3 separate regions of the Homo sapiens genome follow, and all the other regions are linked to region 3. The links are chromatin loops, found by intact Hi-C in ENCODE. Cell type or tissue: heart right ventricle. All regions are shown on one strand.

Region 1 (2,500 bases), 72 kb before region 3:
GCTTAAATATGTCACATTGGTTATTTCTTAGCAGCTCTGATAAAAGGCTTAGCAGGGGCCAGGCGCGGTACTGTACGTCTGTAATCCCAGCACTTTGGGAGGCCGAGGTGGGCCGATCACCTGAGGAGTTCCAGCCCAGCCTGACCAACATGGAGAAACCTTGTCGCTACTGAAAATACAAAATTAGCCAGGCGTGGTGGTGCATGCCTGTAATCCCAGCTACTCGGGATGCTGAGGCAGGAGAATCGCTTGAACTCGGGAGGCGGAGGTTGTGGTGAGCCAAGATCGCGCCATTGCACTCCAGTCTGGGCAACAAAAGCAAAACTCCGTCTCAAAAAAAAAAAGCTTCAGCAGGGTGAGGTTAAAACTCAAATAAAGAGGTCTGAGGATTATCTGTGATGTTAGCTCATGTGTGTTACCTTCCTGTCTTCCCTTCTTTGTTCTTATTTCTAGGGATTAGTTGACTGCAAACATTAATGGGTTAAATATAAAAATGACTGCAAACATTAATGGGTTAAATATAAAAAATCTTTTCTATCCTGAAGGTCTTTGAAAAAATGATTTTATTACTTACTGGAAAAGAAAAATAAAACAAAGCTTGCTTCACCCAGAATTTATTTTTTCTTCTAGTTAAAATGAGCAACTTCTTTAACCAGAACTGACCTTGAAGACAAATGGCTAAAATAAAACATTTGCTGAATTCACTGGGCGCATCTTACAAGTAATTTTTGGATTCTGCATTGACTACCTACAAGTGCCTTCTGGGTGCAAGTCCACAGGCAAGATTTGTTCTGCAAATCTTCCATGACCAAGGTCACCTCTTTGGATTGGCAGACCCAGGGAGTCCATATTGGGAAGATAAATTCACACTTCACCCCTTGTTGAGATCTCCAGCCTTGCTCCTCTGATAACCAGGTCTCTCTTCTGTCCTATTATAATTTATGACCTTTGAAAAGTTACTTATATCTGGGGCTATTCAAACTCCCAGCTATCTATGACCATATGCATAAATGGTTCTAGATTTAAAAAAAAAAAGAAGCTATTCAGAGATATTGGGATACCCTATAACCAATATAAATGGGTAATTCAGCAGAACCAGATGCTGGGGTTGAGAAATAGATGTGGACAATTGGGGCAGGGCCTAAGAAAGATCGGAGGCAAAGACAGTGACTAGATGGGGAGCTCTGATAAGGTAATGCCCAGGCCTGTGCTTGGAATTCTGCCACAGTGGGGACATTAGTGGGGGTCTGTAGTCATTGCAGGGTGAGAGGAGGATAGAAAGAAAAGATTGTGTGAAGGTCAGTGGAAGGTCCCCCATTTCATTGCTAAGAGAACTATGTATGCACGTTTTCCTGTGTTTAGTCTCACACATAATTGTACCTTTAAGAACTGATCACACACTGCATTTCCCTGGCAGTTTTTGGCATCTCAGATGAGGAAGAGTGATGGGCGACAGGTGATGGTGACAACTATTAATAAGATCTGAAAGTAAACAGTCTCATGAAAGGTGGCCAGGAGAGGGCAGTCACCTTTTATCAGGAGCACAGACTGAATTTGCAAAGGGTACTTAAGCTACAAGACTATAAAGCATGATGCAGGCTTAACCAAAATGCAGTGTCTTGAGCATAGTAGACTCTTAGTGTATGTTTGCTAAATATACCTTAGCTGCTGCTGTTCCCCAGAGCTCATCAGAGTTCCATAGAAACCTGGTCCCTTCCAGAAAACCAAAGAATGACTAAAGAAAAGTGATTGCAAATCCAGAAAGCAGCTTTGCCTTACTGGTTGGTAACAGCAGGATTTTCTTTTCCTTGTAGTTTATTTTGGCTTAGGCTAGTGTCTCTTTCATGAAGACAGCTACTATTTACAATTGTTGTTAACATGTTTTTCCTTTTTCATCTCCCAATATACTCTCTTCCTGTCGTTAAACACAGTCAATTTACCAATGGAATCTGCTTTATAAGCTCCTGCATTTTCTTTTTCCACAGATGGGATTAATGCCATTATGTTCTATGTCATCCACATAGTCTTGGCTTCTAGGCACCAAGGTGTTGTTCTAGAGGAAAGAAGAGTAATGGTCGACACAGGCAGGCTGAGGGCTAACCTAATGATTTCATGCATTTAGTGGTAATTCTTAATTAAGATCCCAATTTTATTCTGTTGGATTTAGTCTATAACCCGCTGAAAATCATTCTTGAATTAACACTGGGTGGATATAAAAGCAGAAAGCCAAGGACTTTGCACTGTTCTCAGCTGTAGCTGTTTATTTAGCTGGAGAAAATTTAGTGGGTGGTCCAACCTTCATAACCAGGAAGAATAAAATAGAGGTGTAAAGGCCTTGGTGGAAGGAGGGCAGTAGCAACCTTTCCATTTCTTCAGTTTTATCGCAGCCTATGAAATTAGTTCCTTAGGTATGTTGATCTTGTAGGAGCTAGTATTTTAACATTTGCTCCATCAAGTTGTTTGGTTTAAATCTAAGAATAAGCCCACTGAAAACTATTCC
Region 2 (2,500 bases), 89 kb before region 3:
ACACCTCTCCTTTTGTTAACAAGAAGGAGAAGAAGAAAATTAAACACTCCTGGCATCTGCCTGGCTGTGATTTAGCCCTTGGTAAAAAGTATTACAAATTGAGACGGTGCCAGACTGCTCCTGTGATTCATCTCTTCTCCTGTCAAGACCAGTTGAGGCGATGCAATTGGGAACCTCTCTAGTTTGTGAAGAGACACTTTATGTTGGAAGCAACAGCATAAGCACAATAGTACTTAGGCATTCAAAGCAGAGAGAATTGGTTCCTCCTGATTGGGTGAACAATCACTGCAAATTAAGGTCAAAAGTATTGTCAACCAATTCAGTGTACTAGGCTTCTTCATCATTTCCCATGACTTGTTCTCTCTTAGGAGAAGGTTTAGCAAATTGGAGCAATTTTTTTTTTTAAATCTTGGTGCAGCGTTAGTGATAAAACACAAGAAAGTTTAAGGCTGGATATAGCATGTGCATCTATATCAAGATGAAGATCCATAGAGAGATGTGCTTGATCTTGGGATGCTGGATGAAAATCCAGGCACTGTGTTGTGGGAGCCTGATTTCTGAAAGTTGGGGCATCATTGTTTGGCTTATGACGTTTATAAGTGTCAGGTACGTCTTGTCCCACAGAATACTTGTTATAGCTGTTAAAGGACAGATTGTCTTCAAGACAACTGGTACCCATGCCAGAGTAGGGTATATTCTGACAGAAAATCCATTTACTCTCATCTGTAATTTATCCCCTTAGTTGAAACATGATCCCAGTGTAGGGCATTTACTTTTCACACTCCGTTTAAATCAGTGTGGTTTCTTCCTACCTTAATGAATTTTACCTCATTTCTTTGTCTTGCAAAAACCCAGGGCAGAATGGTAAAATTTCAAAACAAATCTTTCACAAGGCTGGAACTAGACACTCTGTTGGGTCACATGCAAGTTATTTGCAGAAGAGGAACACTTTGCATGTGAATAAGAGAAAGCAAAGCACTTACACCAGTATTCAGTGCTCTTGGGGCCAGGAGTGAGGGGCCTTCCATGTTTGCAGGACATCTGTTTGGGCCTTAAGTTCTGCTACAGCCCCAAGTCCTTATCTCATATCTGCCTGGTGTCCTATTTTTCTGCTTAAAGAGTCAAAGACTGAAATTCTTATCCTTGTTTCCCATTCATTCCTAAGTTACTTTAGCCTTCACATGGAGCCACCATGCTGTGGCCCACAGAGTGTGCTATTCACTTAAACTTATTTATCTTAACCTTTTTGTGAAATATGGTTGCATTCTTTGACTTTCCTTGCTTGTCACAGTTTACATTAATCCTGGAACTTTTGAGTCTTAAGCGCTACATGATAGTACTCTTTCTAATGGTTTCTAATGTTACACGAATGCCTCTCTTTCCCATTTCATCCCTTTCTCTCTGTTGGTTTTGACTTTAAGCTCTCTGGCTGTTTCATGGCAATGATTATTGGTGACAGTATTATCTATTACCAAGTGTTTCTTGTTCAGTTTTGCATAGTTTCAATGTCCTTTTAAGCAAGGATTGCCAAACTACAGGCCACCTGTTTTTGGAGATGCCATTTAATTGGAACACTGCCATACCCATTCATTTACATATCACCTATGGCTCCTTTCTCACTACAAGGGCATTGTTTAGTAGTTGAAACACAGACCTTATGTACCTTCACCTCAAAACCTAGAATATTTACTATCTGACTCTTTACAGAAAAAGTTTGCTGATCTCTACTTTGAAGAAGAGAAAGTCGTCAGATACATACAATGCCAAAGAACTGCTGGCTATGAAAGGGATATTGTAGAATTCTGCAATTTTCTTAAAGAATGGAAAACATTGGAAAAGAGTCACCTGTTTACAGGTGATTTGCATTTCTATAGGTATCAGAATAATGTGGGTGCTTGTAGGTTGGGGAAGGAATGGCAGGCCTTCTCTCTCTGTCAGTATCTTCAGGCCCTGAAGTCATACAATCAATGGATTGCTTTTCCTCTTCACTTTTCCATTTTGCCATAATTTTGCCAAGGGGGAGGTTGGAAGTGGGTTAATATTTTGCGTTAGAAGAGCATTTGGATACATCCTGATAATTACTTTATCTCAGATATTCTTAGATTCTCTCTAGTGAAGGCCACACCTTCTCTGTGCCTCAGGCTGGCATGGCCCAACTGTGCTACTTACCTTGGGTTCCTGCTGCTCAGCTTAAAGGGAATCTCTTTCATATGCCTAGAGCCTTGTTTACTCAGTTCAGGTCTGTACCAGTTGACACCAAGTCAAAAAGCACTTTAGACAGAAGCCTGCTTTGAAAGTGCTAGCTAGCAGCAAATAAGTCTGGCTTAATTCTCCCTTGAGTCTGGAGATCTGATTGGAAGGGTAAAAGGGAGAAAGGGATGATTTATTTGTTGACTGGATTGACTACTTTATATTAGTAATTATGAGGCAATTCTACCCACATTATCTCATTTAACTCCCCATAAAAACCCTACAAGGGAGGTAATATACTTTGGAAAAC
Region 3 (2,500 bases):
GATTAAGCCTTTTATAAAACAAATAGTCCTGTGTAAATAATGACATCTTATTTTATGTGTGTGAATTTGAGTTTTAGGATGTAGGGCATGTCTGACTAGATAGCTAAAGGCTGAGCTCCAGGCAGCCAGCTGCTATCCAATCTCCACACCTGGAATGTTCCAAAAAACCTCCTGTGTTTTCTTTCTGCAGCTAAGCACTGATGAGCAGGATTTAAGAAGTACAGCCACACACTTTTTGCTGCACGTTTTTTAAAGTTTGTTATTTTTGTCATAGATTACTTGTTTTGAATCAAAAATTTTTAAAGAAAACTTAATCTCCCAAATTTTAACCCCCTTGAAGTTTCAGGATTCCAAGGAATATTTTTATTTTAAGATGCATAAAATACTCAGTACATGTACAAAGGTAATGCTTATAAGAAACTTAGAAAAAAAAAAGGAGCTAGTAAGATTGAGAAGGGGAAGAATATCTAAGCTAACATTACTAACCTGGCAACTATTATAGGTGGCTGGATAGCATGAAGGCATAAAGCTGAAGGCAGTTAAGAAAATAGACTGGATTTGAATCCTGGCTCTACCTGGATTAGTTTTGTGACCTCAGAGAAGTTGCTTCCCTTCTCTGTGCCTCAGTTTCTTCATATGTAAAAGGAGATAACTATAGTGTCTAACACACAGAATTATTGTGAGGATTAAATAAGTTAATACATATAAAGAAAGTCCAAAACTATGGCACACAAATGTTTAATATATGTAAGCTATTATTGTTATAAAACTAAAGAAAGAGAACCCAGAAGACATTCAGTTTGGTGGGATTCAGATATATGTTTTCCTTTCCTCCTCCTCCTCCTCCTCTCCTTCTCTAACCCCACTATGCTTGCCTCCCAATCTATCCCTGACTCCTATTTTTCTTCCTCCCAACTTAAGAATTGTCACTAAAAATATTTAGAAGAAAAGAAAATGTGCATACTTCAGGGGGTGCCAAGCTTTTGGGTAAAGTACACTTTTCAGCTAACATGACTGTATCCAACAGTAATGGGCTTTATGGCAAGAAAAAGCTTTTTTCTCAATAAATGGGTTTTAACTTTGTAATGGATTATTCTCTTTGCATGGGTAATTCTTCTGGAAGATGGAAATTGGCTCGATGATAAGATAGGACAGTTGGATTTAGGGATCTAGATTAAGGGACTATCATGTATGCTTTTAGGAGAGAAGTTTAATCTGCAAAACCTACTTGTCTTATTTAATTAATTGTTGCTCTTAGCTGCTCAATTTTGTACAGGTGACTTGCATGAAAGCAAAATGTATGTCAAAATCCAAAAGCAGAGTGAAGCCTCGGGACTTCAGTGCTTTTGGGTGTCTTTCCAGACCTCTGCTCTTCCCCCACCCTCACCAAGGCCCCACTGACCTCAAAGGGCCCTTCTTGCCAGGCCGTGAATTACGTCTGAGCCAGAGGGCTGGGACTACAGCCAAAGCCAAATGAAGGTGCAGAATTTAGGACTAAAAAAAGCCTGAGCACGTGGCACTGGGTATAGCAGATAAATTTGTTGGAGAAATGGTTTATAAATAACATGAAAAGGGAAAGGGGATAGAGGGTCAAAATATTGAGCTGTTGAGAGTTGTTCAATATTTGAGGTCAGTCTCACCATTTTTAATACTGAACCCAAAAGTAATACACACTGAAAAAAAAAAAAAACTCACTGAATAAAATTAACTACAGCTGGGCTTATTTTTTCTTATCAAGACATTTGTAAGTTTGGCAGCAAGCATTTTTAAACAGGATCTCTATTATATGAAATAAATTTAAAAACATGTGTCTACAGTCAGGACAAACAAGTGAACAAAAACAAAGCAAAAGCAATAAAGAAGCCCCATGAAGGCATTATGCTTTTCTGAGGACAGTATAAGGCTAGGATACTGCAGAAACTGAAATACTTAGGGATCTTATTGAAATAGTTTTCTTTTCCTCCAAACAAAGCAACCATCTCAGAGGGATAGATGGGCTAAAAGACAAGGAATAAAGTAAACAGAAGATTGGTAACTTGGGAGGTTTTCTTTTCCCCTTTCTCTTTTTGGTTTTGATTTGCTTTTCCCTTGTTAAAGCCAGAAAGGATAAATTTTGGTCCAGAACTCCCAAGACCAGAGGGTCAGGGAAAGCCACCCCGAGGCTGGAAGCTATGAACTTATCGCTAGTCTAAACTCCACCTCCTTCTTCCCTGGGAGTCCTGCACAAATATAACTGCCTGATCTTTCTGTTTACTGGCAAAGGTTTTGCTCCCTTCTCTTTCGTATCGGAATGTGAACTTGGGGAAAGATTTGGGGTTTTTTTTGTTTTTTTTTTGTTTTTTTAAGAAACAGAGACTTGACTTATTCCTCCCACAAACTCTTACCCTGGCACAGGGAGACCACAAACTAAGTGAAAACAAGGTAAGAAGCTTAGAGAAATGGGACCATATGCCCTCCCCGGAGCTGAACCGTGTTCCCTGTCCACCATCACCTTGTCTTC

The links. Hi-C counts contacts between places; a loop is a spot of excess contacts. Peaks named below come from ENCODE experiments on the same cell type or tissue, not always from the same donor. Only the 100,000 strongest peaks of a DNase experiment are listed, where the experiment ranks them.
Region 1: it touches region 3 in a loop (2.4-fold over the local background); 18 of 110 quality-filtered maps call a loop at or near these places.
Region 2: it touches region 3 in a loop (2.3-fold over the local background); 2 of 110 quality-filtered maps call a loop at or near these places.

Annotation. Positions count from the first base shown.
Region 1 is chr5:42,513,450-42,515,949 of GRCh38, forward strand. The region is part of intron 1 of GHR (growth hormone receptor); the gene reads left to right. Among named protein-coding and RNA genes, the nearest start is that of GHR, 91 kb to the left of the region's middle. In heart right ventricle, a CTCF peak has its summit at 1,507 (motif pointing right); no DNase peak of the experiment used is centred here.
Region 2 is chr5:42,495,985-42,498,484 of GRCh38, forward strand. All of the region lies in intron 1 of GHR (growth hormone receptor), which reads left to right. Among named protein-coding and RNA genes, the nearest start is that of GHR, 74 kb to the left of the region's middle. In heart right ventricle, no CTCF peak of the experiment used is centred here; no DNase peak of the experiment used is centred here.
Region 3 is chr5:42,585,348-42,587,847 of GRCh38, forward strand. The region is part of intron 2 of GHR (growth hormone receptor); the gene reads left to right. Among named protein-coding and RNA genes, the nearest start is that of GHR, 160 kb to the left of the region's middle. In heart right ventricle, no CTCF peak of the experiment used is centred here; a DNase peak (open chromatin) is centred at 1,434; H3K4me3 peaks cover 1,268 bases; H3K27ac peaks cover 1,793 bases.